5 separate regions of the Mus musculus genome follow, and all the other regions are linked to region 2. A link is a loop called in an ENCODE intact Hi-C map of the cell type or tissue named here. Cell type or tissue: left cerebral cortex. All regions are shown on one strand.

What was found. A loop is a pair of places that touch in the nucleus more often than their neighbours do. Peaks named below come from ENCODE experiments on the same cell type or tissue, not always from the same donor. Only the 100,000 strongest peaks of a DNase experiment are listed, where the experiment ranks them.
Region 1: a loop joins it to region 2, with 6 times the contacts of the local background. A loop is called at or near these places in 3 of 42 quality-filtered maps.
Region 3: a loop joins it to region 2, with 4 times the contacts of the local background. A loop is called at or near these places in 12 of 42 quality-filtered maps.
Region 4: a loop joins it to region 2, with 2.9 times the contacts of the local background. A loop is called at or near these places in 4 of 42 quality-filtered maps.
Region 5: a loop joins it to region 2, with 2.0 times the contacts of the local background. A loop is called at or near these places in 6 of 42 quality-filtered maps.

What each region holds. Positions count from the first base shown.
Region 1 is chr12:4,838,523-4,843,522 of GRCm38, reverse strand. Fkbp1b (FK506 binding protein 1b) reads left to right here and starts at 1,950. Exons shown (of 4, transcript NM_016863.4): 1 at 1,950-2,124. The coding sequence starts at 2,088. It overlaps Wdcp (WD repeat and coiled coil containing), which reads right to left and starts at 220. Exons shown (of 4, transcript NM_001170858.1): 1 at 72-220. In left cerebral cortex, no CTCF peak of the experiment used is centred here; DNase peaks (open chromatin) are centred at 212, 1,901, 3,368 and 3,776; H3K4me3 peaks cover 2,059 bases; H3K27ac peaks cover 1,214 bases.
Region 2 is chr12:4,766,692-4,771,691 of GRCm38, reverse strand. It overlaps Fam228b (family with sequence similarity 228, member B), which reads left to right and starts at 2,458. Exons shown (of 7, transcript NM_175431.5): 1 at 2,458-2,786; 2 at 3,171-3,302. The coding sequence starts at 3,195. It overlaps Pfn4 (profilin family, member 4), which reads right to left and starts at 2,397. Exons shown (of 4, transcript NM_028376.4): 1 at 1,423-2,397. The coding sequence starts at 1,539. In left cerebral cortex, CTCF peaks have their summits at 2,443 and 2,649; DNase peaks (open chromatin) are centred at 652, 2,442 and 2,681; H3K4me3 peaks cover 1,351 bases; H3K27ac peaks cover 1,451 bases.
Region 3 is chr12:4,569,848-4,574,847 of GRCm38, reverse strand. No RefSeq gene overlaps it. Among named protein-coding and RNA genes, the nearest start is that of Gm46332, 2.8 kb to the right of the region's middle. In left cerebral cortex, a CTCF peak has its summit at 2,780 (motif pointing left); a DNase peak (open chromatin) is centred at 2,752.
Region 4 is chr12:4,589,371-4,594,370 of GRCm38, reverse strand. Itsn2 (intersectin 2) reads right to left here and starts at 1,363. Exons shown (of 40, transcript NM_001198968.2): 1 at 1,139-1,363. It overlaps Gm3625 (predicted gene 3625), which reads left to right and starts at 640. Exons shown (of 1, transcript NR_169069.1): 1 at 640-4,576. In left cerebral cortex, no CTCF peak of the experiment used is centred here; DNase peaks (open chromatin) are centred at 47, 628, 1,433 and 2,084; H3K4me3 peaks cover 1,953 bases; H3K27ac peaks cover 1,662 bases.
Region 5 is chr12:4,814,545-4,819,544 of GRCm38, reverse strand. Sf3b6 (splicing factor 3B, subunit 6) reads right to left here and starts at 1,937. Exons shown (of 4, transcript NM_025323.2): 1 at 1,726-1,937. The coding sequence starts at 1,755. It also overlaps the pseudogene Gm20348. In left cerebral cortex, no CTCF peak of the experiment used is centred here; DNase peaks (open chromatin) are centred at 2,042 and 2,717; H3K4me3 peaks cover 1,988 bases; H3K27ac peaks cover 1,281 bases.

The DNA of each region.
Region 1 (5,000 bases), 72 kb before region 2:
ACTTCTCCCCACGCCTACATCCCTGGGCCTGAAGTGCCACCCACTTCACACACACACACACAACGAAATACCTTAGTCTTCTGCCTCCCCGTCCCACACGTAAAATCCCGGGGCCGCTCACGTCACAGGACCGGGAATCAGAAGTCCCGGGCACCTAACGGAAGCCTCGGCCTTTGGACCTCGGAGATGCCTCTAGACTATTGGCTATTGAGTGCGTCACGTTAGCGGCGGGTCCTTCCGATGGCCATTAAGCGCGGGCTTTGCCGCAAGTGTTTCTGGGAGTTGTAGTTCCCGCGAAATCACCGCCCGAAAATCTTCACAATACACCTCAAGTGCTTCAACCTCTTTTCCCACGCAGGTCTCAACTGTTCTCTTAGAAGTGGTTGGCAAGAGCCGGGCGTGGTGGCACACGCCTTTAATCCCAGCACTTGGGAGGCAGAGGCAGGCAGATTTCTGAGTTCTAGGCCAGCCTGGTCTACAGAGTGAGTTCCAGGACAGCCAGGGCTATACAGAGAAAAAAAAAATTGGTTGGCAAGAGGGAATCGGAATTCTACAGTCAACATGTGTAAAAAGTTAGTGTTTAGTTTAGAGGGGAGTCAAGAACTCCACATTTAAAAATCCCATAAAATATCACTCCCAAAATGTAAATACATCCGTTTACCTGAAGCCAGCCTCGTAGGCCTGCCCAAGTAGCAGATCTGTTCTACCCCGATCTCAAAGTACCTGCCCAAGGCCATAACCAGTAGGGGGGTGAGGGTCAGGGTTGGAGGGTGGGGTGTCTTAAGCTTTTTTGTTTGTTTGTTTGCCTTAAGCCCTGACGACTCTAGGGCACACACACGGGTTTTTTTCTGATCCTAACGTGCACAGTACCGTAAACCAGCTTTTCTGAGCACCAACTTTAGTCCTTGTATCCTGGCAAGCTAGTATCTGCGAGCTAGCCACTTGGAAGAGTGGAGATGGAGAAACTGAGGAAAATGCGTCAAGTTCCAGTTCTGGGCCTTTGAATAAATAGGTCCTTCTCCCATACTCACCTCCCATTGGCTCTTGTCAGAAACAAATTCAGATCTGTGCAACGGGTGTAGAAAAGATGGGGGTGGGGGGCATTTCTTAAAGTCTCCTTCAGCCTTCAAGCAAATGTTTTCTCCTCCCAATGTATCTTCCTAGGGGCCATGGACGTAACCTCTGTTAGCTTAGCGTGAGTGAACAGGCCCTGGCTTCCCTGGATTCAAGTCCCAGGACCAAGGAAGCGGAATTCGGATTGGGGAAGGACAAAAGTATCTTTTTAGATCCTGGTTTGGTTTGGGTAGAGGTAAAAGAATTCATTCATTCCTTCTATAGCATTCACCATTCAGGCTGTCGCTGTATCTTCAGCACAGAGCTGATCCTCCTTTAATTCAGTTGGAATCCCCAGGGAGCAGTCCTTTACCTTGAAAGGTGAGACCTCCAATACATATACCTGCTGTAAAACTTTGAGGAATGATGAATGTGGTCTTAAGGTGGTTGAGGAAAATTCGTCAATAATTGGTTTCTTCCCTTCGCCGGCTCTGCTCCAATAGATTCGGGAAGCCTAACCCGGGTAGGTATCAGTCTCGGGTGCTTCCGTTTTACTCTGAACCCCACGGCACTGAGCACACGTATTTAAAGAGTTAGTTTAATTACCGACTTTCTCCTAGTCTGTAGGATTGAGTGGACTCCCTGGGGCTTTGCACCCTGTAGGTGCTAAATAAATATACACTGAGTGGATAGATGTGTGGATGTGCTAGTGCCGGCACGCCTCGCTCACCCTGCCTCCCCTTTCAGCCAGTGGGTTAATGGTGGTTAGTCTGGCCAGGATCCGGAGCAGCCACGTCAGGGTCGCTTCCCTCGGGCTCCGCCCCGGCCGACCCCACCTTGTCGCACAGCTCCACCCCGCCGCCCCCTTCCCGGCGGCCCCTCCCCGCGCAGGTCCTGACTCCAGCCGCACCTCCTCCGGCTCTGCAGTGGCGGCAAGAAGGCGAGCGGGAGTGCCTGCGGGGTCCGCGCCAGAGCGGAGCCGGGGTCGGGGCAGCCGCGAGGACCCCCTTGGAGGCGGGGCCTGTGGGACCGTGATGGGCGTGGAGATCGAGACCATCTCCCCAGGAGACGGTACCGGGCGGCTGGGCCCGGGAGGAGGAGGGGTCCCGGGGCGGAGTCCGCGGGCTGGGATCTGATTCCGAGGTGGCTCCGGGGACCTGAAGCGGGGAGAGGGTCAAAGATGCGGGCGACAGGAGGAGACCTCCTTCCCCGATTCTTGTGGGTTTCAGAGGACAACGCACCATCCCATTCTGCGCCCGCTCACCTTGGGGAGTGAAGGCGGCCACCTTAGGGCAAGGGGGTTATGTCCAGCCACTGTCCTAGGCTGCGGCTGCTATCTCCTGAGCTGCAACCTCTCGATTAACCGCTGCTACTGACTTCCCAGGTTTGAATTTCTGTTCCGTTTTTCCTGTTCGGTTCCAGGGATGATCTCGCTTTGGGGGTTCCTGCTGTACAGAGAAACCCCTCCTATTGCACCACACCTCCCCGCCCCTCTTGTCTGGAGGCCCCCAGGGCTGGGCAGTGGTTAGTTGTGGAGAGAGCCAATTTGGGAGCCTGCCACTCCTTTGGCTGCTTCTGCTTCCTATTTCACCCTCCCGGTCCTACTCACCCTTCCTGGTCATCTGCCCTCTACCATGCCCTCCTCAGTCAAAACCCAGCCTTCGGACCTGCTGCTTGATCCTCCTGGGGGGTCCATGGTGCCGGGTCAGCCAGGTCAAAACAACTCGCGTTCCATAATTTGGTTCATCGCCCCACCCCACCCCCTCCTCCCAGTCTATCTATCTCTGGGTTCCCTGTCTCACCAAGTTTCCTCAACTATTTAGAAAACTGGGTGTATTCAACATATTCAAGGAGTAGCTATTTCTTAAGCAAAATTTAATCCAGACCAAAAGCCACCCCCAAGGTCCAGAGTGTTTAACAAGCAAACTTGCTGTTGGATATTATTGGCATGCTCCTTCGCAGGGAGTTAAAGGGCTTCTTGGTTACAAACCGAGGGCTTCCTGGAAGTACCCGATACTGCCCAGATCACTCCTTGCAGATACACGTTTCTTCCCAGGCCTTGTCACCCACACAGCCTCTGAGCTGTCTCCCCATCTTCGTTCTCCCCGCCTTCCATTTGACTTCCGTTCTCAGTCCCCTCATTTTTCTCACAGGTCCCCTAAAATGCAGAGCTTTAAGGGCCCCTCCCTCAGGAAGAAAATCATTAAAAGACTCTTCCCCCTACTTCTGCAAGCAGCTGCCCTCTTGGTGATTGCTAGGGCGGGAGGGATCCACACTGGCACTTCCTCTTTCGATACTTACTATCCATGCATCCACAACCAACTTCACCAAGCCACTTGTGAGTTGTTAAACAAACCACTCATTTAGCAGATATTTATGGAACGTGTACACTGTGTGCTGGACCTAGGGTTACAGGATGGAACCAATGGGCTCTCACTGTGACTGGACTCTAGGACCCTAAGGATTTGTGTGTTTCCTGGTGGAACCCTTGTGCTTGCTAGGCACCTGCTGTACATGAGCTACATCCCAACTCTGGATTCCAGGTTTCGAGCATGTCTTACAACTAATTCTATTTCCCAGGTCCCTTTACTTCTCCAGACAGACGCCCACCCATCTTTTAACAGCCAATTTAACTGTTTTCTGTGGGGCTTTCTCTGGCTTCCTTTGGTAGGCTCCTACAGTCCACTAACCGCTGACTGTGTTGTTATGTTCCCAAGCTCCTAATCCAGTCTCATAGCTTTCTATTCCACCCAGTTTGTTTATCCAGGGTTGGCTCTGCATCTGCCTCTGTGCAGTAAAAACTTGCATGTCTAATGGGCAGCTCAAGATTGCCACCCTCACAAATCTGTTCCTTTCCAGTTTTCTCATCTCTCAGAACAGCTCTACCACCTTCCGGTTACCCAAACCCTAATCCTTTCCCACCATTCAATGGTGAGATGGGGAGTGGGCTCCTTCCTCTCATCCACTTGCATGCCCTTGTCAGCCCTGCTTCCAAAACGTATCTCTAATCTATTTCACTCTCTTCTCTGCTAATTCATGCAACCATTGATTTCTTGTCTAGACTATAGCAACAGATGTCTAACCATCCATCCCACACTCGGGAGCTAGAGTGATCTTATAAAATCTTAATTCAGATTAGGTCATTTCCATGCTTTTAAACCCATCAGTGGTTTCCAATTGCATTTAGTATGGGACCCATCTCTGCACGCTGCGTGGTGCATCACTGTCATGTTCCTCTCCTCCATCTCACCCTCTTCCTTCCTATTCTGAAAGTGCACCAATCTTTTCCTGCTTCATGGTCTTTTGAGTTGGTTCCTTCTTAAGCAGCAGCTCAAACCTCATCTTCTTCAAAATGCCTTCCTGGCTCACCCTTTCTGAAATTGCCAGCTCTCTGTGTCTCTCTGAAATTCATCAGTGTTCATTTTCTTTAAAGGATTTATCACCATCTGTAATGATCATATTTATGTGAGCATTGTCTCCTTCCATTAGAATGTAAACCAGAGAAATGGCTCAGTGGCTAAGAGCTCTAGCTATGCATGAAGACTTGAGCCTGAATCTCCTCACTCATCCAAAAAAGCTAGGTGTGACATACACACACACACACCCCACTCCATTGCACCCCACATGACCATCCCATGTACACAAAAGAAAGAAGGTAGACCCTAGAAGAGCAGGGCTCCTGTCTTTATTGTTCTCCGATGTATCTCTGATATGAGGGCACAGGCCTGGTCATTATTGATTTCTTGTTAATGATATTCATCTTTGATGTAATCATGACTCTATAGCAATCTGAGATTTAGGTTTGTGCTTCTCTTCTTCACGGGTTCATATATTACTCTCTGTCTCTGGTCATCTGACACACAGTAGGCTATTCATGATTCTGGTCTAGCACGTAGTAGGCTATTCCTGAACACTTGTAAAATAGATGAAAGTAAGGGAGTAATTTT
Region 2 (5,000 bases):
CACCACAGAGCCGCCCCTACACATTTTATTTTATAAATGAAACCTAGATTTAAAATGATGTGGATGAGGCTGGAGAGATGATTCAGCATGTAAGACCACTTGTTGCTCTTGCAGAGAACCCAGGTTCAGTTCCCAGTGCCCATCCACATTGTAGGTACCAACTGTCTAGTTCTAGAGACCTGAAACCCTCTTTTGCCCTCTGCAGGCACTGCATACACATGGTGCATGAACATACATGCAGACAAAACACACCCATACACATCAAACACGTCTTTACAGTTATGTATCTGTGTGTGTGTGTGTGTGAGACAAACTTATAAGAGAGGAGGAGGATCTCTTAAGGAATGTGGGAAACAGGATAATGGAATACACATGATAAGAAAACAGAAGAATTAAGGGAGGAAGAGAACCAGCTGAAGCTGGAGAGGGTGGATAGAAGGCCCTTGGGGATGAATGAAAACAAGGTATAGTGTCATATAGGATCAGGATGTGCTTTGCTCTAAGTTACTCTATATTTTGTAAAACAGTGGTTTTTCAGTGTGTCTTGCCCCGAGAGACTCTATTTTGAAGATGGAGGATGACTTCATACCTGGATGGACACAGGAACAGTAGGTCTATCAAGAACCACCCACTCAACCCAGACTGAAAAAATGACTTATTTCTGGGAGTAGAGAGAATGCTGAAATAGCAGAGGCATATGGACATATTAAAATCGTATCAGAAAAAACAGGCCCAAGAAACTACCATATACAACAGAGCAAAGAATGGGTGTGTCTTCCTTACCTGGCTCCCTAAAGAAGCAAACACCTAGCACTGAGATGGTATTAGTTCCTACTGCCCTGGACTTGCCCCATCTATCAGTCTACCAATCTGTCTGGACCCATCTTGGTTCCTTTATTCCTGGAGTTGGTTTCAACTCTGCGGCTTCAGTTTCAAACTTGAGATCTGAAGGAGCCTTAAGTCATCACTACAGCTTCTCCAGACTCTTTCCCGAAGCTCTGGTACTGTTAATTTATCAACAAATATCAAATATCTAATGATATTTCTACCAACTGCCCTGCTTTTCAGAACTTCTGAAAATTCTTGATCTCTGCTGTGGCCTCATAACACTTTATTGCCAATCTGTAACACTGTGTGTGTGTGTGTGTGTGTGTAATCCATGAGTTGATATTAGTAATTAAGATAGCAGAATAAGAATCTGTGCTTACCCGTGAGGTTACCAAAGAAAGCAGGCATATGTATGAAATTGTTGCCACAGAAACTATCGTACTTTGTGAATTTATCATTACTCAATAAATTCTGACATTGTTGAAACATGTTCGGATGTTACATAGCTTACAACACATACATGAAGATAACATATAAAATCCAACACTCTATATGCTAACCTAAAAAATATTTTTAAGAAGCTTTCACCCTTACACTAAATCCTGGTGATGTCACACACAGGGTCTTTTCCTGGAGTTTGATGAGGGCTGCGCTGTCCACGTGTTTCGTCCCCAGCAGGGTATCTAACAGTAAGTTCTGCAAGTGACTCATGCTTCTTCGGCTCTGAACCAGAACCTGCAGCTGAAGACTCCACGAGGGACAATACAAGTGCTTCTTGTGTACGTTCCAGCTTATTATCAGTGTGTGTCCTCTAAAACGGTGGACGAGTGAAAATAGTGGTCCATCATCCAGGGTTCACCAGTACTCAGAGGGGAAGAAAAACTATTATAGAAAAATCAGAATTCACAGAATGGTTTATGAAGGTGAGTTTGAAAAAAAAATCAGAGCCTCAATATTTTTATCTATTTAATGATTTACCTGAGATTTAAAAACAAAGGTCTATGCCTATTATTTTGGGTACTCTAAGGGCAGGAAGGTCACAAGTTCAAGGCCAAAGAGACCCTGTCTTAGAAAAATAAAGATCTGCGAATAAGTCCTCCATTCAATTCTCAGCTCCGCAAAAATGAACAAACAAATAAATAAAAGTAAAATAAAGTAAAAACAAAAAAAAGCAACCAGTTATCCACAAAATCTCAAAACCACTCAAGGTGCACCACCGATTTAAAAAAGATACTCTTTTCATTCCTCCTCCTTGGCCAGCATCAACGCTGTAGACAAGACACCGGTCAACAAACCTGAGCTCTAAGACCACCTTGGAGGCTCTTTAGAGCTACATTTACTGCTCATGTGCTGCCATCTTGGACGGCCCTCAAAGGGTCAACCGCCACAAACACTCTTTTGCCGCAGGTTCCTAGTAAGGCGAACGACTCTCTCCCGCCGCTGCCTTCGGAGGACTAATTGATGGGAGGCCGGTAGCCTAACTGAATCCTGAGTCCTGGAGGCCGGGAACTAAACACAGAGTAGGGGCTACAAGAGGAGACGAGGCTCCGCTAGGGGCGGGCGTAGCACGGATCTGAAAAGCTGATTGGCTGCGATAGCTGCCTGTTAGCGCGAGACAGTTCCACTGCCTCCTTTTCGACTCGCCTCGCTCCCAGGCCAGAGGGCTGCACTGCTCCGTGCTGTTCGGCGAGGTGCGCGCGCGTTCTCGTCTTCCCGCTGGCCGAGGGGCGCGTAGGGGTGGCGCCGCGTCCCAGGAGACAGAGGTCCGAACGCCCGCGCGTTCCGAATCCAAGGTCTCGGGCTGAGGCCGCGGGCTCACTGTGGTGCGGAGAGCCGAAGGGCAGGCCCACCGCCAGAGGGGGCTGAAGGACCTGTGGAAGCCTGCGCGGCAGGACGGCCCGCGCACGCGGTCTGTGTCGGAGCCGGCGAATCGCGAATCGGGGGCCCGGTACTCCCGGGTGAGCGGGCCTGGTACCCTAGATTCATCATGGGCGCAGACCCACAAGTCTTCTTCTCCCTCACATGCAGGCCCCGGGGAGGGCTTTGGATCTCTTGGAGCTTGAAGGTCCCAAATTCCCTTCTTTCTCTAAGTTCATTTGTCAGTAGCTTGAAAGCGGCAACTCATCAGCATTCATGTCATATCAAACCTAGAAAACTGCTGGGAACTAGATTCCTAGCCAGGAGGGCTTCAAGAGAGCCCTGTTTCAAGCCAATTGGAAGGGACACATGGACGGGCAGTTTTCCAAGACTCGTTCCCTAAGTGCCCAAGGTCATGAGTGTTGATTATTAAACCGCGGAGAAAATTACTGTGAATTTTAATTACAAAATAAATGCTATTTTAGCTTTTCTAGGGACTGTGTTACTTGATGACCACAATGAAAAATAGGAGCCAAGATGATATGGTGACGGGCACACTCCCCAAGCTCAAGAGCTCCAAAGAATGGTTGGAACCACAGTCGCTTTCTTTTATGGAGGTACAGTTGTATGACTGTTGAGGTCCTTGCTTAGAGATGTGCCTTGTGCATAAGTTTTATTTTTCTTTCTATTTTACTCTATTGGATAGAACCTATCTATCCCCATTAACTCTACTAACTTTGTTACTTACTTACTTTGCTCTTTAAGAGCTTAAAGTAGAATCATATACCATTGATTATAAATTTTAACAATATAACAAAGCTGATAAAAACCTACTTAAAGCCGGGCGTGGTGGCACACGCCTTTAATCCCAGCACTCGGGAGGCAGAGGCAGGTGGATTTCTGAGTTCAAGGCCAGCCTGGTCTAGAGAGTGAGTTCCAGGACAGCCAGGGTTACACAGGGAAACCCTGTCTCGAAAAACCAACCAACCAACCAAAAACCCCTATTTAAACCTGGATATGTTGTATTTTTCTTCCTAAAGAGTTTTATTAAGGTATAATTGGTGTAAAATAAATACACTTGAAATGCATAACGATAAATTTTAACGTGTGTATGTTCCTGAAGCCAGTTTTACACATCAAGATAACAAATACATTGACTGCTCCCAGTTTTCTCATCAAGTTCTTTTGGAGTACCCCCTCACACTTCCCTCATTTCCTGTAACCATTCTGTCATTATGGTTTTGCTTATTTTAAAAAAATTTTATGCAGTGAAAACTTATGTATTCTTTTTTGGTTTGTTTCTTGTTTGTTTGAGACAGGGTTTTGTTTGTTTGTTTGAGACAGGATTTTGCTGTATAACCCTGGCTGTCCTGGAACTCGCTTTGTAGACCAGGCTGGTCTGAAAAATCAGAGATCTGCCTGCCTCTGCCTCCCGAGTGCCTGGCTCCTATGTATGCTTTTTTTGTTTTTGTTTTTTCGAGACAGGGTTTCTCTGTGTAACCCTGGCTGTCCTGGAACTCACTCTGTAGACCAGGCTGGCCTTGAACTCAGAAATCCACCTGCCTCTGCCTCCCGAGTGCTGGGATTAAAGGCTTGAGCCCCACCGCCTGGCTCAGTTTCCTTTTTAGTCTATTCCCAAGGATATATAACTTCTACCACTCTCTTAATTCCAGAATTTTTTCATCATTCCTAAAAACCAACTATATTCATTGGCAGTCTTCTTTCTTTGCCCTCTAGTTATTGGTAACAGTAATCTACTTTCTAACTCTGTAGATTTGCATATTCTGGACATTTATACAAATGAGACCTATGTAATATGTGATCCTTTGTGACTGGCTTCTTTCATGTGGAATAATGCTTTCAAGGTTCATCCATGTTGTACCATTTGTTACTGCATGGTCTTTTAAATTATACATTGCATGTGGACAGGTGTTCGTGAAGGTCAGAAGGAGGTGTTGGGTTCTGTGGAACTGGGATGGTTTTAAGCTGCCTGATGAATGTACTGCAAACTGAACTCGCACCTGGAAGAGCAGGAAGTCTTAACCACTCACTGGGTCAAATAACTCTATACATAACTTTTTGGGAAACCAACAAATAGATTCCCCACAGCAGCTGTGCCATTTCACTATAAAGTCCCAGCAATGTATGATGGCTCTAATTTCTCCACTACTTGAAGTTTATTGGATTTCTTGTATCTGTTGGCTTACAGGTTCCAAAATGCCCTCCTTTCAGGTATTCTTTCCTTCCCTCCCTTGGCACCCCCACTTTTGTCTCTCGGACAAGGTCTCTGTGTTGTCTCTGCTGTCCTCAAATTC
Region 3 (5,000 bases), 200 kb after region 2:
ATGAGGAGGTGCACTACACCACTTAATGAATTGTCTAATCCATTCAAGCAGAAGTCTGGGAAGTATGTGTAAAATTGATTTTAGAGGTATGGAATAATGGTGGAAGGAAGATGAAACTAGATCAGTCTGAGTTTATTGACATGTGCCCAGTAAGTGGAGATTCTAGGTTCAGTATAGAAGCTCCTACAGTGTTTTTTTTAAAGAGTTGTTAAAAGTTTGTTTGAAAGGGTTGCCTGAAACATTTGTCAAAAGATGGCCTACTAAAAAGAAGTTGGAAGTGCCTGATATCCCTTTGCTTGGTGTTGATGAAGGGATTCTAAGGCTGAGGGAAATTTCAATGGTAGAGTGGGTACCTTGTGTAAAACCTAAACCTCCACAATGGGAAGGCCTCCACACCCTTCACTAATTTTACAAGATGCAAAATGGCGAGAGGGGCACCAGCACATCTGAAGAGCTCTGTTGTCCTTGCCGTCTGCTTATGCCAGACCTTAGGGTTGGAGATGCTGCTGCTCAATTGGATGAATTAAGTGCAAAGGGTAGCAGGGGCCAGGAGGCAGCGCTGAATCACCAAAGATCAGGTACCTTATTACAGTGGCAGCACAGGCAGTGTGGTTTTAATGGTGGCATGACTCACAGACCTTTGGTACTGGCTAATTAGTCATGACGGTTCCAGGCTTGAAATAGAAGATTGAAATCTTTATTTTAAAAAGTGACTTTGGAAGTTCTTTTGATAAGTTCAGTGCATATCACTGGGGAATGGGCTATAAAACATTGCTATGATTTCATTTTAAGTTTAAAGTGTATCTTTGTAACATGATAGGAAAGGTTTTGAAGGTTCACCTTTAGACCTCATTTAAATTTCTGATTCTACCTTTCCAGCAGTTTTGTCTTAGACAAGTTATTTCACCTTTTTGAGACTTTCTCATTCTTAAAGGAGCCTTCAGTTCCTTGGGTAACAGGACTGTTCTACCCGTACACTGAGAGGGAATGTACCCACAGGGCAGTCCTGTAGGTATTTCAGGTTTAATTTGTTTGTGACCCATTCTAGGGAGTCTTACTAAATTTGGGCATGTAATTAAATTTATTTCATAGGTCTATAATAATACACCAAAGAGTCAATTTTTAAACACATACTTTCTAAATCAGAATATGTGTGGATGTCCATGTTTATTTTACACTTTACAACTACCTCCAAATTTATAATGATTTAATGTGGGATTTTTCTGCTTTGATTATTTTTTGTATATATTGGTGCTTGTATAAAATTAATATATGTATATTTCACACAGAAACCCAGTATAAATCCAACACATATGTACATAATGAAATAAAGAAGCTATTCTTCTATGTATTAAATAAATAAATAAATAAATGGTATAATAGCCATAAACATTCAACAGAAAGTGTACTTCAAGTTTTCTCAGGCTAGATATGTGCAGTGTGGTACCACCTCACAATCCTGGGTGTCAGAAGGGAGCCAGCCACACAAGGACAAGCAGACATTATTCTAGAGTGTGCTGTGTTTCTAAACTACGATGTTTGGAAGCTTAATCATGTTAAATACATTTTTGACATGACATAGCCCCATTGTAAATTCGGGAATGCTTGTATCATCTAGGTTGTCATCTATAAAAGAAAGTTTGGATCCTGGAACCCTGAATATTTATTTCAACTTTAAGCAGGATTTCAATGGTTAAGGTCTGTATAGAGAGGTCCTTTGCCCTCAGGGATACACTTTCATTATATTCTGAGGAAAAACAGTCAATAGAACCAAAGGGAAAGAACACTTTCTCCTTCGGCCCTAGCAGGACTGTGTCCCTCACCAAATTTTAGTTAGAGCCCTTTGCCCCTTCTAAAGTGGGTCTTGACCTTTGTTAGGCCTGACTACCCCAGGTTAGCAGGAATCTTACTAAGTCAGTTTTATCTGAACCAATTCTTTATCCTCCAGCCTTGTGTTTAAGGCCTTACCTTCCTTCAGTAAGAGTCCTATCAAATCCCTTTAGTACAATAGCAACCAAAATCTCGGTATGGTGGTACACACCAGAGGCTGACAGACACAGAGCACTGTGAGCTTGAGGCCACCCTGCTCCACAAAGTAAGTTACAGGACAGCCAGAGCTAATTAGAGATAGATAGACCCCTGTTTCTAACGCACCTACCCCACCCCACAAAATAACTCCCTGTCTTTTCTTAGTGATTCTTCAACTTTTCTATCCCTTCCTTCTCAGAGGCTGCCCATACGTACCTGTCCTTACTGTGTTAAAAGTTAAGATGGGGGCTGGTGAGATGGCTCAGTGGGTAAGAGCACCCGACTGCTCTTCCGAAGGTCCGGAGTTCAAATCCCAGCAACCACATGGTGGCTCACAACCATCTGTAACAAGATCTGATGCCCTCTTCTGGAGTGTCTGAAGACAGCTACAGTGTACTTACATATAATAAATAAATCTTAAAAAAAAAAAGAAAAGTTAAGATGGATTACTTCACCCACTGCAAGACAACTTCGTGGTAGTCCTTCAGAATATAATTTACCTAGTTTTAAAACAAGTGACAGATTTTTTTTTTCCTTTAAGAATCCTTAACAAATCCAATCCAGGTAACCACAGAAGACAGTTGGAAAGGACATTACACAGCTAAGCAAATGCGTTTTACTGCTTAGCGCCTTCCATTCTTAGCAATAAAACCTTCTGTGTGTCCTTGACCTGTACAGGGCACCTCCCTATCTGTCCCCACCCACACTGCAGAGCAGGAGTGTTTGTGTAAGCCAATCCTTGTACTCCCCCTACAGGTCAGAACAAACAGAACCAACTGTGTGTGGCTCCTTGTTGCTGTTTAAACTGGCATTTCCTTTTTTTTTTTTTTTTTGTCTTCAGGACGCTTAGCAGAGGATTCGAACTGTCTTTGAGCAGCTGTTTTCTCAGTTCTTGCTTACATGGGCAGTCAAGACCGTTTTGAACTATCCTTTGCTGTTAGACCCAGGGAGACTCCAGTGAGCTCCAACAGAATATTCTGTCAAGTAAAAAGAAAAACAAAGAACCAAGTGGTTCTCCAAGTGTGTTCAGTGTACCACCTGCAGAAAATATCCTGCCGAGTTTGTCTGAATTGAAGATGTCTGCCCAACAACCTTGGGAGTGATACAATTCTTACACATATTACGGTATGAGAACTACTTGAAGACATTATTCCAAACCATACCTCATTTAAAACTATGCAGGGCAATGCTGTAATCAAACCTAAGAGACAGGATTTTATCCACAATAAGCCCAGTACACCTGCCAGTCTTTCTCCCTGACCATAAACCTAACACCCTTCTCTGTTCAACCTAGATCCATGAATATGATTTTAATATCTGCCTCCCTTCTCTGCCTTATTTTATCCTATCTATATGTTACCCTCAAATTGGTTGATTGAGATAATGTCAGTCTCTTACTGAGTCTGGGAAATCAATGAAAATAGTTCCTTTAAGGAAAAAAACAAGGTTTATGCAGAGCATGGTGGTACCTTTGATCCCAGTGCTCAGGAGGCAGACGGATGCAGACCTCAGAGTTCAAGACGAGCTTGGTTTACAGAGACGTTCTAGGACAGACAGTACTACACAGAGAAACCCTGCTTCAGACAAAAACAAAACAAACAAACAAATATTTATTATTATTATTATTATTATTATTATTATTATTGTTATTATTATTATTATTATTATTATTTTACATGTATGAGTGTTTTGCCTGCATGTATGTCTGTGTACCACATGTGAGCAGTGTCCACAGAGATCAGAGTGTCAGGTCCCCTGGAACTGGAAATGGTGTTTAGCTGCCATGTGGGTGCTAGGAATAGAAACTAGGTCACCTGGAAGACCAGCTACTACTCTTAACTATTGAGCCATTTCTCTCACCCTAATACTCCCTTCTTTAAAAGTATGTAAAATTAAACCAACTGTACACAAACACCACCACATAAATATCTATGTATAATTTCTCTTTGGAATTATGTTTAAACTGCCCATTCAAAGACCTCATTCCCAAACCTTTGGTAGATTTTGACTGGCATGAGAGATTTATATTTTACCAAACATTTCAGCTTGGTGATTCTGATCTAGACGACCAGGAGATTTTGCTGGTCTTTGTGCTGTTTAAGGTAGGGTCCCATGTAGCCCAGGTTGACTTTGGGTCCCAGGTAGCCCAGGTTGGCTTTGAGCTCAGGAATGAGCTGGAATTCTGATCCTCCCACTTCTGCTTCTGCTGCAATTACAAGGCTGTGTCACCAAGCCCAGGCTCAGGGGGTGAGGATGGAACCCAGGGCTTGGTACACATCAGACAAATGCTCTACCAAGTAAGTGCCATTCCAAATCTCTTTGATGGCATCTTAATAAATGCTGTCCTATATGCCAGACTTTTCCAACCAGAATAATGCGTATAGAATGCTGTACAACCAAGCCCACACAGAACTTACAAATTGTAAGTCTTTGACGTTAATCTGAAGAGAGACAATAGAGTAAGACCTGTATATAAGTGGCACAGTGGTCATAATTTCACACTTTTTTCTTGCTGTTGTTGTTTTTTTTAATTTATTCTTCTTTTCTATATTATATCCTGATCACAATTTCCCCTCCCTCCTCTCCTCCCAACACCCCCTACTACCTCTCACCTCCTCTTGCCACCTCCCAAGCCTCCCATAGATCCATTCCTTTTCCCTTCAGAAAAGAGCAGACCTCCAGGGATATCAACCAAACATGGCATGACAGGTTACACTAAGACTATTGTATGAGCACATACCCTCATAATAGGCTAGATGAGGGAATTTAGTAGGAGGAAAAGAGTTCCTAAAGCAGGCAAAGGAGTCAGAAATAGCCCCACTCTTACTGTTAGGAGTCCCACAAGAACATTAAGCTACGCAACCATAACATATGCAGAGGACCTAGGTAAGATCTGTACAGATTTCCTGATTGCCAATTCAATTTCTGTGAGCCTCTATGAGCCCTGGTTAATTGATTATGTGGGCTGTGTT
Region 4 (5,000 bases), 180 kb after region 2:
CTGAATTTTGCAGGCCTCCCATCAACTTGTATAAATGTTGTAGGCCATGTTTCTAGATTGCTTTTAGGTTTTAGCACTGGATGACAATACAGCAAACCGTGAAAGGGAAGTTAGCAATTTCTCAAAGGCTTAAGCACCTAGTTTGGCCTCCAGTCTGTACTACCTAAACTAAGCTAACAACACAAAATTCCAAGTGACACCTTGCGTCCCCTGAGGAAGTAGGAAACGCCGTGAAACAGACAAGAAGCACGGAGTACGGCAGTAATTTCTGTGTCAACTTGAATTCCTATTGTAAAGTAGCTGGGTCTATCCAAAATGTTCCTGTTCGTTATGAATGCAAGTTTCAAATGAGTGTATTTGCCACGGACAATCACTGAATAACACAGAGCATGACCAATACCTGCAAACAGTGTCTTTCAGCAGAATGAAACTTGCAGCCTCGGTTTACCTACTCACTATGCACTTGTAGGTGCCTCTTCTCCCTTAAATAAGCAGTGAACTTTGGCTACAGAGACTCCTCGCTGTGCTTCCTATATATACCCTAGAAATGCATAATGCAGAAGTCAGCGCTTAACAGTTCTCAACTTTAGCTGTTATAACGCGAGCAGTGGACGCCAAGCATCCGCCCACTGTCCTCTCGTGACTCCGGCTACTTTGACGCACCGGGATGCGGCTCACCTGACACTCTGCAGCAACCCTGACCAAGGAGGAAAAAGAAAAGAAAGGAAGAAAGAAAGAAAAGAAAAGTCAACTAAGCCAAAATAAAATAGGTCCCCAAGGCAACGCGCACCCAGCCCAGATGCCCCTAAGGAAAGCCCGGAACCCGGTCGCCACCAGCGATAGGCGGAGGCCGTCACCTGCCAAGCGAGGCCGCGGCAAGGGGCCCGGGCTTCCCGGCCTCTGAGAGGAGCGGCCCGCCCGCCCCGCGGCGGAGGCAGGAACCCCGGGGCCGGAGGTTTCCGCCCGGCACGGCCGTCCTCGGCCGGGGCCTAGGGCGGGGGCCGCACGCGCTTCCGAGGACTGAACCCGGCGGTGCGCGGCGCGCAGCCCCCTCTGCCCGGCCCGTGGAACCCCGGGGGCGGCGGCGGCCGCACCTGCCCCGCGCCCCTCGGCCGCGCCGACGGGCGGCTTCACCCACCTGGCGCCTCGCGCACGTCCCGGCGCGACCCCGCGCGCTCCTCGACACCGGCGCGTGGGCGCGGCCAAGCTCCGGGAAGACCCTGCCGTGCCGCGGCCGCCGCCGCCGGGTCAGTCGTCAGGCCGGCCGCAGCGAACCTGTTGCGCAGCCTGTCACGGCTGCTGGGCTCTCAGCCGGCGCCGCCTCAGCCCCACAACAACATGGCGGCCGCGGCCTCCGCAGGAAGCCGGGGGGCGGGGAGGCGAGCGACGGGCGGGCAGTGACGGCCCGCCCGCCTAGCCGCGGGACACCTACTCCTCACCGTGGGGAGCGTGACACTGCGTGGCGCTCCTCCTCGCCCCCGGAACCGTGGAAGGCGTGGGCCGAAATGCTTCTCCTCCCGCCAGGTCCCGAAGCTCCGCGGCTGACAGCCCTTCCAGGAGCTGCCAAGACCCCCCACCTGGCTCCTCCTCTTCGAGGTGACTTGCCGGGGACTGGGTGGGACATTTCCTGCCACAGGACCCTAAGGTTTTGGAAAGGGCCAAGAGATGTCCAGGACATCCCCGTTGGACCACACATGGAGCTTGCTGTCTCTCAAGCTGGAACCTTCTTATTCACTGAAGGTCTCTTCGTTAACATGTGAGCAAGCCTTTCCTGAGAATGGGGAAGTTAGAGGTGCAAAGGAGTTGCCTCCACCTTTGCTGCAGATCCTTCTCAAGGACTCTCCTTAAAGGATTTTACCACACCCAAGAGTTAGCTGTCCATTCACCATCACACACACACACACACACACAGAGAGAGAGAGAGAGAGAGAGAAAGAGAGAGAGACAGAGACACAGAGACAGAGACAGAGACAGAGACTGAGAAAAAGCATCCCTCTGTTCACACACAAGAGCAAGCTCATGACAGACAGGAAGACCGTCCCGGACTTTTCTGCTTGCAGAAGCTAAACATCCTTACCCATCTAATAGGAGAAACTCATACTTAGAACTTATTTCTATTCTGTGGTTTCCTCACTCAAATCACCATTCTTTATCTGCTGTTTGACAGAGGCAACAGCACCCCCTGGACAAAAAAAAAGCTTTCTTAAGGTTGAGGATGAGGAAATGATGGTCCCTAATGGGCAAAATGGGAGTGTAAGGTTTCCATGGAAGGAAGTGTACTGAGATGCAAAACTCATAACGTAAACTGGTGCGTGCCTGTAACCCCTGCACACAGAGAACGAGTCGCATCAGTCTGACTGCTGAGAAGGATTGTGAATTTGAGGTCAGTCTAGGCTATATAAAAATTGTTTTTTAAAAATCCCATAAATAAATGGATGTTTTCAAACATTAGTATCCCTATGATTTCAATTGAAATGTGAGAGATATGTGTAGATCAGATGACCCCAGGCTTCACTGACCCCTGTTGGGGCTGATGCAGATAGAAAGTCTGACTTGAAAGAGATTGCGGAGATGCTCAGGGCCAACTGAACTGGACAACCAACTCTTAGGAGGAATTTAGCAAACATTGATGGTGATAAACAGGGTTTTCTTGCTCTCACGGTGTTTTCTTAACTCTTCAATTAGCCCTTGGCTTGCATTTTGGTGTTCGGGACTTGGTAACATTCACCTTGCCTTCTTTCTGTTGAGGTTGCTGGATCCTTGAGAGGAGGGCGGTGGGACGCAGGTGCATTTAAAGGCCTCCCTTGAAGAAACTGCAGAGCTATCAGAAATTGGAGTTCTGTATGTCTGCCTGCAGTATCCCAAACACTAAGTCAACAACTTGGGATTTTTTTTGTTTGGTTTTAGGGTTTTTTTTTGGGGGGGGGGGATGGTCTCTCTGTATAGCCTTGGCTGTCTTAGAACTCTCTTTGTAGACCAGGCTGGCCTCAGAGTCACAGTGATCTGCCTGCCTTTGTCTCCCAAGTGCTGATAATTCCAGTTTCTATTCAGAACTTGAGATCAATCTATCCTGTCACAATGTAGAGTATGAGGGCCTCCTCTAGCCTAGCTTCTCTTATACATACATATGCGATTCTGGAATAAATCTGGACTTACTTAGTGGATATAAGTAATGAGGGAAGAAAAGAAATGAAGGATTCTCAGATTGCTGGGCAGGCCTTGCTAACAGTAGTTCTTTCTGTTCAGCAAGCTAAATGGAATTTTGGAGGCTGGCAAACACAGAAGCAACCCAAGAAATGTTCTTGCTGCCTTTAGATCTTTCTTTCCCTACTTATGCAAAAACAGTCCTTTTTGTCGTTTTTGATTTTTGTTTTTAGGCTTGCAAAACCCTTCTTCTCTCCTTGTGTCTTCTTTAGCCAAATACCAGAGCACTCAGTGTCCAGCAAAAACTTCAGCACCTGAAATAGTCAGTCATTTCTCTCCACCCAGAATTCTCGTCATCCTCAGTCTTTAGGAATTTATGATTCAGGTAGGTGATGTAGCAACCCTCCCAGTTCATTCCTCCATTCATGGGCTGGTCTTGAAACTCTACCTGTGAATTCCCTCAGAATTTCCCAGATCTGACTGTCATTTGTTTACCTCTAGCATGGACTGTAGATGAATAACAAGCCCTACCTAATTCAGAGACGTTCTGTCAATTCCCTAAAAGATTAGTAGTTGGTGTAGCGTGAAAAGCTTAGGGAGCAGGGAAGTAAACTATGCATATCATATTTCTCCCTTTCTGCCAAATCTAGGATAGGCTCTTAGGCCATTACTATAAACCAAGGTTTTACCATGGGGACCCCTAACCACAAGCTCTTTTCCTTTCATGCTCCTTCCAGCCTTATAGATCCTGTTTTTAAAGACCCCATTCTTCATCCAAAAACCTCCCAGCCTGTCTTCAAAAGAAGACTATGATGGTAAGGACAGGCTAGAATAGACAGAAGGAAAATATGCAGATTTCAACCATAGTGTAAGGTAAATATTATATAGGAAACTGTGTGAACCAGGGGCTTGTCTTTTACATAAGACCTTTACCACTAATAGACTGCCTATGGCAATGCTATGTATAACCTTAGTTTTAAATAAATAATTTATAAGGAAATTAAGAGGCTATGGCCAACAGAAACCATACTGATTTGTCCAGATATTTGTTACTTCTGGTATTCTTCATTCTTTCCTAAGGACCAGAGTTTCCATTTATAATTCCCTTTAAGTAACTTTCTTTAGTGTTTAAAGCTATAGTGCAGGTCTATTTGCTACAAATTTTTATATTTTATATGAAAACGTAGATGTTACTTGCTTTCATATTTGCATGTAGATTTACATCCATGGATGTAAAAGAATGGGTTGAAATAAATGAGGTGGCTCAGTGAATAAAAGCACCCACTGCCACTCCTGATGACTTGAGTTTGCTCTCTGGGTCTCGAGGATGGAAGGAGAAAATCAACCTGCAAGTTCTCCTGTAACTCCCACCTCTACAGCCCTGTGCCCTGTATAATAACAAGTACATGCTAAATAAAATGTAAAACTCTAAGCTGCCACTCCCCTCCTTCTCACTGAATATTTAACTGTTTGGTATCCTCATTAAATATGTGCCAACAGTGTAACTGTGCTCCACTGCAGAGCACCAAAGCCCTGCTCTGCCACCCCCACCCCCCCATGCCCAGGACATCTGAGGACATGAGTACTGGGAAAATGGACCTGTTTAAAGTCATTTTTGGGGTTTTTGTTTGCTTGTTTGTTTTTTTGTCTTTCTTTGGTAGGAGCTTGCTCATGTCCCCTGTTAGCTAAGGCATCTATTTTAGTGGCTTATAAGAAAAAAATGGAACCTAGGCATTTCTCCTATATTCTCTCTCTTCCGAGAAATGGATAAAAGGTGAAGTTTTCCCTTTCTCAGTTCCTTTTTCCTTTCAAAACTTAGAATGAACTACTGACAATAGTGATTAAGGCTTGAAGAT
Region 5 (5,000 bases), 48 kb before region 2:
CTTTGCTACTACAGTCAATTACATACCAGACAAAACATTTTCTTTCTTTCTTTCTTTTTTTTTTTTTTTGGTTTTATGAGGCAGGGTGTCTCTGTGTAGCCCTGGCTGTTCTGGAACTCACTCTGTAGACCAGGCTGGCCTCGAACTCAGAAATCCGCCTGCCTTTGCCTCCCGAGTGCTGGGATAAAAGACATGCGCCGCCACCACCATGCCCAGCTCAGACAAAACATTTTCAGTAATCACTTATTAAACCAACACGGCTTTTGGTATGAAGCTAAGCATTATATGAATGAAAGGATAAGATATTTGCCCTCAGGCTGGTGAGCTGGCCCTCGCCAGCAAGCCTGGTGAGCTGTCAATCCCTGGAATCCACATGGAGAGAACCGACTCCCACAAATTGTCGTCTGGCCTCTACATGTGCACATACAATAATAAACAAACATGAAAGTAAAAACGCTTATCCCTACCTTCAAATGAGTAGTGGTGATAATTAGACAGACTATAAAAGTTTAAGATTTCCAGGTCAAGTTTGATAATCAACAACTGCCACACAAATATATTTCTCCAGTAAATCTGCTTTTTCACTGTGTAAAACACTGTGTATGTCTCTCTCTTCTCTCCTAAAACTTCACCATCATCATCCCCTGTAAAATTTGAAAAGGCTCTATACTCTTCTCAGCCAACATAGGATATGACCCGGGGCTCCACACTTCTTGAAGAAAACAGATATGATCAAATGGTAACTATATATTCCTATTGTAAACTTTATCCATCTATGTCCATCCAACCATTTTTTTCTTCTATTGGTGTACCAACCACTCCCCTCTTTACTTATTTTTGGTTGTCATGGTTTGAGGTGCTGGGAGTCAAATCCAGACTCACGCCCACTAGGCAATCACTGAGCCACATTCCAGTTTTACTCTGGAATCTTACATATCAGGTCTCTACCATTATGTTGGCTCACTCTCGTTGGTCTATAAAAAGCACTGTAGGTATCTTTAAAACAATTCAATTTCTCTATTAATAAGAAAAATCATAGAATCAGCTCTACAGTTTTGTCCTAACTCCTACCATCTTTTTATTTTACAGGAACTAAGTTTTCATTCACTGAAATGATTCACATAATCGCGGTTGCCCAAAATCTTCATCAGGATATCCAATGGTCAATTATGTGTCTTTGTTTTGGTGTGATTCTAAGTTTTAACCACTTCTTAATTTCCTGAAAGATGTTTTTTTTTTTCCTTAAAGGTTTTGGTAACACTCACTGACAACAGTAGAACATAAGCCCGACTAGTCCTTTACACAGTAGTGTTGAATAAACCCAACTGATGAATTGCTTCCCGTTTGTAAGACAAGAGACAAAGCAGGTGCTTACATAATATTAATAGAGGATTCCCAAAGTTCTACATTCGAGAAAAATCCCAGGCTCCAGCTGGCAAGGAACCAAATAGTTACTCCGTATGTCTTTTTGGACTCAGAAGAGCCTAACGCCTGGTCCTAGGCGTTACGAGGTCACTGATGCCAGGGGGCTCTCAATAGGGGTGGGGCGAAAAGTCGCTCAAAGAACACACCCCTGAGGACGAGCCCAGGACAGAACCTCCTTTGACAGAACTGATAACAAGCTTCCCCAACTATGGGCGGAGGGACAAAAAACGCTCCCCAGGCACGCAGCAACAGTCAAGCAACAACATCGCTTCCCTGTCACGCAGAAAGCGGGGTACTCACATTCGCCCTCTTAGCCGCTTGCATCGCCATCTTGGCGGGCTGATGTAGGTTACCGTAAGATCCCTCTGGATATTTCTAAACCTGATCGCCTTCGTGGGCGACACGGCGTCAGATACAGAGTATTTACAGCCAGGTAGCGCCGGAAGCTTTTACAGCAATGCCGGAAAGTCCGCGTCTCAAATTAGGACGCGTTTACTTCCTAGAAAAGATGCTCCAAGTCACACTACAGAGAACGCATTCTCAAGCCGGAAAGCGAACTAGCAAGCTCCAGAACGCTTCCGGATTGCGGACCGGAAGGGGCGGGGCGAATGCCAAGGGAAGGGAGGTGTTCCGCTTGAGGGGGTGTGGCTTAAGGAGCGAGGGGCGGGGTCCATGAGAGAGATCAGACCCAGAGCCTGCGATTTAGCGCGCCCAGGTCTCGGAGAGGAACCCGGCTCGCCAGCGCTTCCAACAGAGGTCCCAATCTGAACTTTGCTCGGAAGGCCGATCCCGGGGCCCTGGGCCTCAGGTCGCGCTTCACCTGACCGTCGAACTCCCTCACCCGGTTCCCGCGGCCCCTGTCCACGCAAACAGAGCACACAACCCGTCACATGCATCTTTTTATTTCCTTAGACCAGCTTTACAGGACATGGGAAGAGAGGCCACTTCCGAGTTTGCTCGGAGGTCCTCCTTCACTAGGGCAGCTCCAAGACGATTTTGCCCGCGCTCCTGTTAGCCCCCACATATTAGCCACTTGAATATAAGTTGCCGGGTAGACTCTATCAAGAACCAGCAGCAGACGTTGGGGGCTGTTTGCAGAGAAAGGCAGAATCTGCTCCGTGGAGGTTTTCACCGGCGTTTGTACTAAGGAAAAGATTATCAGCCTGAAGAAAGGCCTTAACCCTGTTATTCTCCATCCTGCCTAGCCCTAATGTTTTGAGTATCTAAAACAGCACACCCTTTCACTTCCCATCAGGAAAGAGCATGCTTTCAAATGTGCACCCTCATTCTGTACCAGGTAAGACTGAAGGCTGCAGTAAAATACTAGTGCAAGTGACAGACTTACATAGCTTAACACAAAAGGAATGCTGAAGCCTTATCGCTGCGAAACTGATGGGATATACTCCCAAAGCTGGCTCCTTCTATGATGCTACAGAGGATTTTAGGAACATAAACCTGTCGAAGGTCCAAGCTTACATAGGCTTTTTTGGTATACTGAGAAGAGGTCTACCCTGAAAACAAAGCCGTGGGCCTATGTGAAGACTTAATACTGTGGCCATGTTTTTGCTCATTCTGATAGAAACATATAAATATGAAGTATAGAAATACGTGGGAGGGTTTAGAGAATTAATTATCTGAACACAGTTACCAATTGGTACACAAGGTAGCAGACTTATTTATAGGCTCCCTAAAGCAAGCTGTTTGTACAAAGGCAGTTTTCTGGGTGACAATCCTACTTTCTTTCACTTACCACCCACCTCATTATCCCTAGATCGAGCAAACTAGTGATCCGACTACCTCATTTAAAAAGTAGTTTTAAAGGCTGGGCGTGGTGGCGCACGCCTTTAATCCCAGCACTCTGGAGGCAGAGGCAGGCAGATTTCTGAGTTCAAGGCCAGCCTGGTCTACAAAGTGAGTTCCAGGATAACCAGGGCTATACCGAGAAACTCTGTCTCAAAAAACAAACAAACAAAAAAACCCAAACAAACAAAGAAGTAGTTTTAAAAACAGGGCCCACTAAAACTAACAACAGCTCCTACTATTAAGCCACAGAGAGCCCAGCAACCATCAAGAGCTGGGCAGTTGACATTCTTCTCCTAATAGGATCAGCACCTTCCAAAGGAGAGAGATTGGTAGTCATGTTAAACGCAAGCATTGGTACTCATAAGGTTTCAAGGTATATCTCTGGACATGTGAGTAAAGATAAACATAGGTGTGGCTGTGCGTGCCTATAACCCCAGCACGTGGAGTTTGAAGCAGGGAAAGCTCGAGCTTAAGGCTAGCCTGGGCTACCTATTGAGGCCTTGCCTGAAAATAACAAATCACTACAAGCGCAGGAGGCAAGTACGGTTGGACCTGAAGCACTGGCCATAGAAAGACTGTAGTGAGTGGAATTATAATAGCATGTGTTACATCGTGCATAGAAAGACTGTAGTGAGTGGAATTATAATAGCATGTGTTACATCGTGCATAGAAAGACTGTAGTGAGTGGAATTATAATAGCATGTGTTACATCGTGCATAGAAAGACTGTAGTGAGTGGAATTATAATAGCATGTGTTACATCGTGCATAGAAAGACTGTAGTGAGTGGAATTATAATAGCATGTGTTACTTTGTGCATCTCCTACCTGAGTCCCTGTTCCCCACCTTATCACAGAGGTGGGAATAACTACACCAACACCTGGTATTTTGTCTCATCCCCCCCCCCCCCAATAAATCCATTCCCACGGCAGCCAGGCATGGGTAAGAGTGGAAAAGAGGAAGTCCTGTTCCAGACCCAGAGCAGACTGATCGTCCACATCTAACTTAGCGGGTCTGTGTAGTGAAAACTTTGGTCTCTTTGACAATCACAGACATATTATGGGAATATGTTTTCATTTTCATCCAGGTGAGGCCTATGGGCTGCTTTAGATTGTCCACAGCCGCTGACTAGGACTGGCCTTGTGCTCCTGCGGGGGTGGGATTTGTCAGCTGCAGGCAGTTTCTGAGACCACATGATGTTTAGAATTCTGGGGACTCCTCCTTCAAAGGGAAATGTAAATGCTAGGGCCCTGAGAGGCAGGTGAGTTGTTGGTTTATCATGGCTTAAGTAGTTGTGCACAAAGAAGAAACAAGAGGAAATTAGGTATCCTGAATGGGAAGATTAAACTTGCCCCAAGGAGAGCAATGGCCCTAACCAGCAGGAAGTAGTCAACCTATGACTCTGTCCCCCTTCCTCTCTATCCTTGTTTCTCCCCTATCTAGCATTAGGGGGTTGAAAGGGTAGAAGAAAAGGAATGGAGAAGGGTAGAAAAAAGAGAACCCACAAAGTAGCAAATGCCACTCCAGGTCTGCAGGGGCTGTCAGCTTTGTTCTCATCTCTCCCTTTCTACTCACAAGGAAAATGGAAAAAGATGAATGGGGGAAAAAAAAGACAGATTTGTGCTAAAATGTAGCTCAGTTGGTATAGTGTCTGCCTACCATGCATGAAGCCTTGGCTTTTTGTGATGGTTTGTATATACTTGGCCCAGGGAGTGGCACTATTAGGAGGTGTGGCCTTTGAGAGTAAGTGTGTCATTGTGGGCATAGGCGTAAG